Regions from separate parts of the Homo sapiens genome. Here region 2 is linked to region 1. A link is an interaction called in ENCODE POLR2A ChIA-PET data of the cell type or tissue named here. Cell type or tissue: Panc1. All regions are shown on one strand. Each heading gives the region's core, and the rest is flanking DNA. Links, peaks and the distances in the headings are about the cores only.

Region 1 (5,369 bases), core at 156-5,155:
TTGGTCTCTGCTCTGCCACTCTTTGCCTGGAAAACCCTGAAAAGGTATTTTTTCCCTCTGAGCCTGTTTCCCCGTCTGTAAACTGTTTCCCCATCTGTAAACAAAGAGAGGTGATGATATTCAAGAGGCTTAAAAACAGCACAGTGCGGCCGGGCATGGTGGCTCATGCCTGTAATCCCAGCACTTTGGGAGGCTGAGACAGGCAGATCAGCTGAGGTCAGGAGTTCAAGACCTGCCCAGCCAACACAATGAAACCCTGTCTCTACTAAAAACATGAAAAGTAGCCGGGTGTGGTGGCAGGCACCTGTAATCCTAGCTACTTAGGGGACCATGGCAAGGAGAATCAGTTGAACCCGGGAGACAGAGGTTGCAGTGAACTGAGATCGTGCCATTGCACTCCAGCCTGGGCAACAGAGCAAGATTCTGTTTCAAATAAATAAATTAATTCATTAAATAAAATAAACAACACAGCCCAACCAAGCAGAATGGGGTGGGGTGGGGGTCTTGAGCCATGAACAATCTGGGCCGAGCTGTCCCGCATTGGTGGATGATGACAAGGACTAAGTGAAATTCCTGGGTCCGGGGTGAGCCACTGTGATGATTCTCACCCAGGTCACTGTCCAGAGGCTGCATTCTTGGCCAATTCTCTTGGAGGTCCGCCAGCTCCTCGTGGCACCAGCTGGGAAGAGGAAGGAGGGAAGGAGATGGGCAGGAGAGGAGGTGGAAGAAGGGCGGGTTTCATTCTCAGGCTCTGAAGCCCAGGGCTGGTGAGGCAGGGGTCGGGCACTCACTCAGTAAGTCACAAAGCAGGTCTGGGAGCCTGCGAGGGTCCCTTCTCCCCAACATGTCATTGCCACAGTGCTGCAGATCCCAGGCGTCCTCTGCAGGACCAGGGAGTAAGGGAGGCACCAGCCCCGGGCCACACACCCTTACTGGCCGGGCTGTGCCTGTCCCTGCTACTTGGACTTAGTAGCCTTGACCCTGTCCTTGGGAAAGGCTTTGAGCCCTTCCATGATTACATCATCATCCCTGGAGGAACACTGCAAAGTCTTAGCTCCCCTCCTTCCAGTCATCCCTGCCAGGCTCTGGCTGCCCCGTGGTCACCCGGCCACACTCCCAGACTTCTCCAGGGCAGTAAAGAACTCAAGCTAAGTCTTGAAGAGGTAGAACCTAGAATGATAATTTTCAATTTTTAGATCATGACCAACGGATAAAAGTCACAACCAGCACAATTTTTAAAAAATGAAATTCAATAGAAAACATCAGAGTGCACTGCACACAGCAACGGGTAAACATTGCTGCAGAAATTCTACTTTCAGGTGTATTGATTGTTGTGTAAAATACATTTCTTTTTTTTTTTTTTTTAGATGGAATCTTACTCTCTCACCCAGGCTGGAGTGCAATGGCACAATCTCAGCTCACTGCAATCTCTGCCTCCCAGGTTCAAACAATTGTCCTGCCTCACCCTCCCGAGTAGCTAGGATTACAGTCGCCCGCCACCACACCTGTCTAATTTTTGTATTTTTGTAGAGACAGGGTCTCACCATGTTGGCCAGGCTGGTCTTGAACTCCTAACCTCAGGTGATCCACCCACCTCGGCCTCCCAAAGTGCTGGGAGTACAGGTGTGAGCCACCGCACCCGGCCAGAATGCATTTCTTACTCAGACTATGGTTACAAAATGTAGAGAAACATTGGCCTTGAAGTTCATAGCACATACCCAGAAAGATTTTGCAACCTTCTGAACCTATTCAGATTCCGCACGCCATCTTCAGGGAGCGGCACTCTTATTTCACCAGCTGCCAGACCCAAGAGCCTGGCCTTGTCCTGGACTCCTGTCTCTCCCCATTTCTCACACCAAATCCAGTCCAGCAGCAAATCCTTTTATCTTTCCTTCAAAGGACATTCAGAACACGCCTGACTTCTGCCATCATCCCTCAGACAGGATCATCCCGCAGCTGGGTTATCACTCCTCCACCTTCGAGACAGCAGAACCCTAAGAGAGCGCACTGCACATAACAGGTGTTAGGCTGGGCGTGGTGGCAAACACCTGTAATCCCAGCACTCTGGGAGGCTGAGGCAGGAGGATCACTTGAGCCCGGGAGTTCAAGACCAGCCTGGGCAACATAGTGAAACTCTGTCTCTATTAAAAAAATAAAAATAAAAAAATTAGCTGAGTGTGGTGGTGTGCACCTGTAATCCCAGTTACTTAGGAGGCTGAGGCAGTAGGAATGCTTGAGTGTAGGCGTTGGAGGCTGCAGTGAGCTATGATGGCACCACTGCACTCCAGCCTGGGCAACAGAGTGAGACCCTGTCTGAAAGAAAGGAAGAAAGAAAGAAAGAAAGAAAGAGAGAGAGAGACAGAGAGAGAAAGAAAGAAAGAGAGAGAAAGAGAGAGAGAAAAAAGAAAGGAAAGAAAGAAAGAAAGAAAGAAAGAAAGCAAGAAAGAAGGAAAGAAAGAAGGAGAAAGAGAGAGAGGGAGGGAGAGAGGGAGGGAGGGAGAGAGGGAGGGAGGGAGGGCTGCATGCAGTAGGCGCTCATCTGTGGATTGACTGGTGGCAGGGCTGGGCTTGGAGATTGCTTGGCCAGCCTCCTCCCTCTGTCCCCCTCCAGCCTGCCCAGAGCCTGTTATTTGATCTCCCCCAACATGGGCTCCTCGCCTCCCCTCCTCCAGGTCTCCAGACTCTGAGGTTTGTAAGCTGAGCCTGGCAGCCACACACGGTGCCGCCCCTGGGCTGGTAGATGACAGATGAGTTGCATCCCCCTTGCACTCTGTTGACATTATGAGAGCTGATCCCTCCCAGGAACAATCTACAGCCTCCCCAAGGGGCCCCCTGAGACCTGCCTGTTCATCTCTGGGTCACAACCCCAACATCAGCCTGGCCAGGAGGAAAGCTGGCCGAAGGGGTGACAGGCAATATCATCGGCCTGCCAGGCATCATGTAACTACTCTCAGGGGCCGTGGCCAGGCCAGACGGTGAGATGGAATGCAGAAAGAATGCAGAATAGAGCTGGGCGACAGAGAGACCGGCTGATGCCAGTCCAGCCGCGAGCCACCTGGGTAGCTACAGACTTCCCTCTAATGTCACTGGTTAGGAAAGTGAGCTGATGGTACACCATGAACCCAGACTGAAGGCCAGAGGACCAAACCTTTGTAGCCCATGAAGCCCATTTGTTATGGTAACAATTTTAGAAGGGCTCAGCAGCATTTTTGAAAAGGTTGTTTTGTTTTGTTTTGTTTTGAGACAGGGTCTCGCTCTGTTGCCCAGGTTATAGTGCTATGGTGCAAACACACCTCACTGCAGCCTTGACCTCCTGGGCTCAAGCGATTCTCCCACCTCAGCCTCCCACGTAGCTGGGACCATGGGTGCATGCCACCATGCCCATCTAATTTTTTAAATTTTTTGTAGAGACGGGGGTCTCCCTAGGTTGTCCAGGCTGGTCTCAAACTCCTGGGCTCCAGTGATCCTCCTGCCTCAGCCTCCCAAAGTGCTGGGCTTACAGGTGTGAGCCACCATGCCAGGCTAAGGTTTTTTTTCCGTAACTAGAAAGTCAGAACTCCCTTCCCAATAATAAATTATCTGGCCAAGAATTAATCTCACCTAGCTAGCAAAATTGTTATCTTTTCTCTTTCTTTCTTTTTTTTTTTTTTTTTTTTTTTTTTTTTAGGAATAGAGACAGGAGGCCAGCACTCCTGTGAGGTGAGACAGGAGGTGGCTCACACCTGTAATCCCAGCACTTTGGGAGGCCAAGGTGGGTGGACCACTTGAGGTCAGGAGTTCTAGACCAGCCTGGGCAACATGGCAAAACCCTGTCTCTACAAAAAATAGAAAAATTGACTGGATGTGGTGGCACGCACCTGTAGTCCCAGCTGTTCGGAAGGCGAAAGCAGGAAGATCACTTGAGCCCAGGAGGCTGAGGCTGCACTGAGCCATGATTGCACCACTGCACTTCAGCCTGGGCTGCAGAGTGAGACCCTGTCCCCACCACAAAAAACAATAATAAATAAGAGGCCGGGCGTGGTGGCTCACGCCTGTGATTCCAGCACTTTGGGAGGCCAAGGCAGATGGATCATTTGAGGTCAGGAGTTCAAGACCAGCCTGGCCCACATGGTGAAACCCCATCTCTACTAAAAATACACAAAAAAATTAGCTGGGCGTCATGGCAGGTGCCTGTAATCCCAGCTACTCCAGAGGCTGAGGCAGGAGAATCACTTGAACCCGGGAGGCAGAGGTTGCAGTGAGTTGAGATCACGCCACTGCACTGCACACTCCAGCCTGGGCAACACAGCAAGACTCCATCTCAAAAAATAAATAAATAAATAAAATAATAACAAATAAGAACAGAGATAGGGTCTTGCTTTGTTGCCCAGGCTGATTTCAAACTTCTGGCTTCCAGTGATTCTCCCACTTTGGCCTCCCAAAGTACTAGGATTACAGGCGTGAGCCACTGTGCCTGGCCAATAAAATTGTTTTCTTATGTGTCTTTTCATGTTCAGCCACGAAGCCTTAAAATTGAATACAGAGATGAAGGAAATCAAAGCCCCAGAATTAAGACTTTTATATTATATTTAAGAATCATCAGGCCAGGCACGTTGGCTCAAGCCTGTAATCCTAGCACTTTGGGAGGCTGAGGCGAGTGGATTGCCTGAGGTCAGGAGTTCAAGACCAGCCTGGCCAGCATGGAGAAACCCCATCTCTACTATAAATATAAAAACTAGCCAGGAGTGGTGGTGTGCACCTGTAATCCCAACTACTTGGGGGGCTGAGGCAGAAGAATCGTTTGAACCCAGGCGATGGAGGTTGCAGTGAGCCAAGATTGCACTACTGTACTCCAGCCTGGGCGACAGAGCAAGACTCCATCTCAAAAAAAAAAAAAAAAAAAAAGAATCATCTGGGCTATTTGGTGTTTTAAGTATTTGCAATGTATAAAAAAATTTGGGCCAGGCACAGTGGCTCATGCCTGTAATCTCAGCACTTTGGGAGGCCAAGATGGGCTGATCATGAGGTCAGGAGTTCAAGACCAGCCTGACCAACACGGTGAAACCCTGTCTCTACAAAAAACACAAAAAATTGGCCGGGCGCGGTGGCTCACGCCTGTAATCCCAGCACTTTGGGAGGCTGAGGCGGGTGGATCACAAGGTCAGGAGATCGAGACCATCCTGGCTAACACAGTGAAACCCCGTCTCTACTAAAAATACAAAAATTAGCCAGGCGTGGTGGTGGGTGCCTGTAGTCCCAGCTACTCGGGAGGCTGAGGCAGGAGAATGGCGGGAACCTGGAAGGCAGAGCTTGCAGTGAGCCAAGATCATGCCACTGTACTCCAGCCTGGGCAACAGAGTGAGACTCCATCTCAAAAAAAAAAAATTTAG
Region 2 (5,369 bases), core at 118-5,117, 400 kb before region 1:
CAGCAGCACGCGAAGGTGGTGCCATGGATGCGAAAGACAGAGTACATCTCCACTGAGTTCAACCGTTATGGCATCTCCAATGAGAAGCCTGAGGTCAAGTAAGTTACTAACAGGAAGAGAGGGAAGGTGGAGATATTAGGTGTGTCCAGTGGCCCCTAAGGACCTTTTTCTTCATTCCTAGGATTGGGGTTTCTGTGAAGCAGCAGTTTACCGAGGAAGAAATATACAAAGACAGGGATAGCCAGATCACAGCCATTGAGAAGACTTTTGAGGATGCCCAGAAATCAGTAATTGAGGGACTGGGATGGGGAGAGGCAAGGGTGCGGCTGCAGAGCTCCTCCTCACCTTGTTTTTGTTCCACCAGATCTCACAGCATTACAGCAAACCCCGAGTCACACCGGTGGAGGTCATGCCTGTCTTCCCAGACTTTAAGGTCAGGCCCAAGGTGGGAGGTAGAAAGGGACAGCCTATTTGTGCCTGTTCCCATCTAACCCCAGTGCCTCCATCTCCCTAGATGTGGATCAATCCATGTGCTCAGGTGATCTTTGACTCAGACCCAGCCCCCAAGGACACGAGTGGTGCAGCTGCGTTGGAGATGATGTCTCAGGCCATGATTAGGTAGGTGGTCCTGCTGTCCACCTTGGCCTGCTCCTTGCTGCCTCTTGTCCTCACACTTCATTGCTACTCCTTTTCCCCCAACCAGGGGCATGATGGATGAGGAAGGGAACCAGTTTGTGGCCTATTTCCTGCCTGTAGAAGAGACGTTGAAGAAACGAAAGCGGGACCAGGAGGAGGAGATGGACTATGCACCAGATGATGTGTGCGTGGGTTGCGGTTAAGTTTTGGGGATTGGGAAGTTTTGGGGATTGGGATAGGGAAGAAATGGGGCTGAACCTGTGCCCTCATCTTCAGGTATGACTACAAAATTGCTCGGGAGTACAACTGGAACGTGAAGAACAAAGCTAGCAAGGGCTATGAGGAAAACTACTTCTTCATCTTCCGAGAGGGTGACGGGGTTTACTACAATGAGTTGGAAACCAGGTACTCAGCACACTCCTATCTGATTAGCCTGGATCTGTGCTTCTTAAGACCCTGGGGCATGCAAGAGCCACCTTGGAGGTCATTTGTACCTAAGAATTTGTCATATGCATTGGTAAACAAGAGCAGCAGATGTCTGGTCATGCACATGAGCTGGACTTGGTTCTAACAGGAGGAGCCAGAAAAAAAATCTTTTTTTTTGAGATGGAGTCTCGCTCTGTTGCCCAGGCCAGAGTGCAGTGGTGTGATCTCAGCCCACTGCAACCTCCGCTTCCTGGGTTCAAGTGATTCTCCTGCCTCAGCCTCCTGAGTAGCTGGCATCACAGGCGTGTGCCAGCATGGCCAGCTAATTTTTTTTGTATTTTTAATAGAGATGGGGTTTCACCATGCTGGCCAGGCTGGTCTTGAACTCCTGACCTCAGGTGATCTGCCTGCCTCGGCCTCCCAAAGTGCTGGGATTACAGGTGTGAGCCACCACGCCCAGCCAGAATATCTTAATGCAGGAGACATTTAGAGCCTTTGCGCAAGGCAGAGGGCCAAGTTTCCCAGTATTAGTAACAGACTTCATGTGAAAGTAAACATTGCCAAAGTATGGAGTAATATATAAAATTAGCATGAATGTTTTAAATGAAATGCTTAAACCCATGTTCAAAAATGTGACTCCAAAACTCTTCCCTTATGGCTCAAAGTTTACTGCTATGCCAGCACCTCTGGTGTAGAGTTGGGAAGTCTTGAGTTTCTGTTTAAAGCAGAGATTACAAGAACTGTGACCCCATAGGCCAGGCAGGAAATGTAAAAGAGCAGTGGCTGGTAGCATCTGAGTGACCTGGAGTTCTGGGCAACCATGGAGGGCACTATTCACTTCCAGCCCACTGTTGCTGTGCTGTGGGGCCAGAAATTCCTATCTTCCAAAAGCCCCAAATCCAAATGATTTGACATCTCCTGGTTTCTCAAAGTGTTGGTAACTAACTGACACATACAGTAATGCACTGCATGTTTCAGTCAACAATGGACTGCTTATGGTGGTCCCTTAAGATAGAATACCGTATCTTTACTATACCTTTTCTATGTTTAGATACACAAATACTTACTATTGTATTACAATTGCCTGCAGTATTCAGTACAGTCACATGCTGTACAACCTTGTAGCCTAGGAGCAATAGGCTACACCATTACAGCCTAGGTATGTAGTAGGCTATACTATGTACGTTTGTGTAAGAGTACTGTATGATGTTCACATGATGTATATCTCAGAATGTGTCCCTGTTAAATGGCCCATGCCCGTATTTATGTAAATACACCGTATAACACACACACACAGTGTAGGGCAACCAAACTGGTGCCATGGGAGCCATCCTTCCTTTCCCCTGCCCTCAATACCTTGAGCTTAGCTGCCCTTATTCAATCTGTATTTATTCCCATTTACTCTAAGTATTGATGGGGAACCAAGTCAGACCAGACCCCTCACTGGGGGGCGGGGAAGTGGGAGGTGTGTCTTTAACTGCATCTTCCACTTCTCTCTCCCAAATTCACCCCCTGCAGGGTCCGCCTTAGTAAGCGCCGGGCCAAGGCTGGGGTTCAGTCAGGCACCAACGCCCTGCTTGTGGTCAAACATCGGGACATGAATGAGAAGGAACTGGAAGCTCAGGTAACAAGCACCACTGGCTCAGGGCACCCATGGCAGGGAGGGTGGTGGTTGTAGGTGAGGAGGGGGACAAAAACCCAGCAGAACACCCTCCTTCCCCTCATTCCAATCTTGCTGCTTCCAGGAGGCACGGAAGGCCCAGCTAGAAAACCACGAACCGGAGGAGGAAGAGGAAGAGGAGATGGAGACAGAAGAGAAAGAAGCTGGGGGCTCAGGTAAATCTGGACAGGCCAGACTCTGGGAGCCCTGGGAGGGTGGAAAAGTGGGTTTCATCTCTCTCCACTCCCTTCCAGATGAGGAGCAGGAGAAGGGCAGCAGCAGTGAGAAGGAGGGCAGTGAAGATGAGCACTCGGGCAGCGAGAGTGAACGGGAGGAAGGTGACAGGGACGAGGCCAGTGACAAGAGTGGCAGTGGTGAGGACGAGAGCAGCGAGGATGAGGCCCGGGCTGCCCGTGACAAAGAGGAGATCTTTGGCAGTGATGCTGATTCTGAGGACGATGCCGACTCTGATGATGAGGACAGAGGACAGGCCCAAGGTGGCAGTGACAATGATTCAGACAGCGGCAGCAATGGGGGTGGCCAGCGGAGCCGGAGCCACAGCCGCAGCGCCAGTCCCTTCCCCAGTGGCAGCGAGCACTCGGCCCAGGAGGATGGCAGTGAAGCTGCAGCTTCTGATTCCAGTGAAGCTGATAGTGACAGTGACTGAGTCCCAGGGCATTCAGGGCTGGTTCAGACACCATTATTGTGAGCAGCAAAGCACTTTTCTAGTGGTCTGTTTGTGAGCCTTTCACTTGTTTGTTCCCCACCCCCAAACCTTTGCTGTTAATAAAGTCAACTTCTCTTTACTTCCCCTCCCAGCCCCTATGATGTCATTCAGCCCAGCACATACCTCCCGCAACCCCCAGGTGCTCAAGGATCTTGGCTTGAGGCTTAGAAACACAGGCCAGAGGCAGGGCCAATGGTTTCCCACAAAATGTAGCACAACGAAGGTCAGAATTCGTTTTTTTTGTTTGTTTTTTTTTTTTCCAAAATAAGCCCAGACCATTAAACAAGTGAAACTCCAACAAATAAGTCTTCTCCAACAGCGAGAAAAACTGTACAGTTACTCAAAGCTGATTCTGCCAGTGGGGCCGGGGACAGAAGTGGGTAGGGAGGGTGAAATCATGGAGGAGGGCCTGGGGAGGGGGCTGGAGCGGGAGAGGGTCAGGGTCCTGCCCATCAGAGTGGGGCCGCCTGCGTCCTGCACACTCTGCTGTCAGGTGGGGTGGGGGGCAGCTCTTGCCTCCCTGTGTGTGTGAGACGGTGTCCCTCACCACCTCCCAGTGCCAGGCACAGTCAGCTCACCCTGATGGAGAGTGAACAAGACAGGACAGGCTGGGGAGAGGGGAGGGTCCCATGAGAGGGACACCCTGCTGATTCCAAACGAGGTGGCCCATCCATCCCACTTCCTGCAGCTAGTGGGAGGGGGACTGGAGAAGCCCTGGGAGATTGAGGGGATGAGCAAAGGCACAGAAACATGGAGGGCCGGGGTGGGGGACTTGCATAGGTTGATGAGTGTGCAAGAGGTACATAAATAAACCTGACACCCCACCCAGCCCGGCACTGGGAGAGGAAGTGGGGACCCAGAGCCAGGTTCCCAGGGCCACCCTACCCCCTGGCTTCTTCCCCCTCCCTGGGCTCAGAGCAGAGGGAAGTCCACAGACCAGGAGGGCGGGGGCAAGAAGGTCTGGGGAATGGGGTGATAGTGCAGGGAGGGTGGTGGTTTTAAAATTTTTTTTTTTTTTGTTTTTTTTGTTTTTTTCCCAACATTTTGTATCTTTAATAACATACACAATGGTTACCAGCCATATTCATAACAAAAGTTATTCATAAAATGTATCTAAAAATAACATTTTTTTTCCTTTTCGGTGTGAAAAGCTTGAGAATGTCCCAGTTGGGAAGGTGGGTTGAGGGGGAGGAGGGCGTTGAAGAGGGAGACCCTGGCTTCCCCGCAGTCTGAACCCCCAAATCCCCTCCCTCCACCTGGGCCCCAACACAACCCCTCATTAGGAATAGGGACCAGACAGTCTGTCGGACTCTGGGGCTGGGACGAATCTCTGGGTTATGATATAGTGTTCCACTTAAGTGAGGTCATGACATAATGGGGGAAGGAAAAAGGCTGAAAGAAAAGGGAGGGGCTTAGGGAAAAACCCAAAAACCAAACAATCCCCTTTCCCTTATTCCTGACTCCCAAGTCTCACCAACCAGACCTGGGAGCGGAGAAGGGTGTGTGTTCGTGGGGAAGGGGACGTTAAGGCAACAGACTTCCTGACCTCACTGGCTACCCTGGCTGCCCACCTCCAACCTCTTCATCCGGGTAGCCAGGGCTGGAGGAAAATGGGTTAGAGCTTGAGGGTCTGGAGGAGGGGGCTCTGCCCTCTCCCCTCATAAAGTTCAGGCTCTCCCTGCCACTGTCTTGGCTGAGAGAGACCTGGGGATTCTAAAAATGAGAGGAAATGATCAGAGAAAAACCGTTAAGAACTATATAAATATGTATCTTAAATAGGCCTAAGAAATTAATCATAGAGAACCTCTGGTGAACAGGGCCAGGGGAGGTGAGAGAGAGGAAGGTGGCTCCTGTCCTTGCAGAATGTGGGGAATGGTGAAGGGGAAGCAGGGAGAGGAGAGAGAGCTTCCTCTCCTTGCT

Evidence for each region. Peaks named below come from ENCODE experiments on the same cell type or tissue, not always from the same donor. Only the 100,000 strongest peaks of a DNase experiment are listed, where the experiment ranks them.
Region 2: POLR2A ChIA-PET joins it to region 1 with 11 read pairs; 6 of 35 experiments call an interaction of 5 or more read pairs at or near these places.

What each region holds. Positions count from the first base shown.
Region 1 is chr19:38,986,760-38,992,128 of GRCh38, reverse strand. No RefSeq gene overlaps it. Among named protein-coding and RNA genes, the nearest start is that of FBXO17, 14 kb to the right of the region's middle. In Panc1, for the core only: no CTCF peak of the experiment used is centred there; no DNase peak of the experiment used is centred there; H3K27ac peaks cover 453 bases.
Region 2 is chr19:39,384,011-39,389,379 of GRCh38, reverse strand. It overlaps SAMD4B (sterile alpha motif domain containing 4B), which reads right to left. Exons shown (of 14, transcript NM_001384574.2): 14 at 3,680-5,369. It overlaps PAF1 (PAF1 component of Paf1/RNA polymerase II complex), which reads left to right. Exons shown (of 14, transcript NM_019088.4): 6 at 1-98; 7 at 182-287; 8 at 365-433; 9 at 515-618; 10 at 704-820; 11 at 913-1,041; 12 at 2,581-2,686; 13 at 2,808-2,898; 14 at 2,977-3,751. The coding sequence ends at 3,389. Among named protein-coding and RNA genes, the nearest start is that of PAF1, 4.4 kb to the left of the region's middle. In Panc1, for the core only: no CTCF peak of the experiment used is centred there; no DNase peak of the experiment used is centred there; H3K27ac peaks cover 660 bases.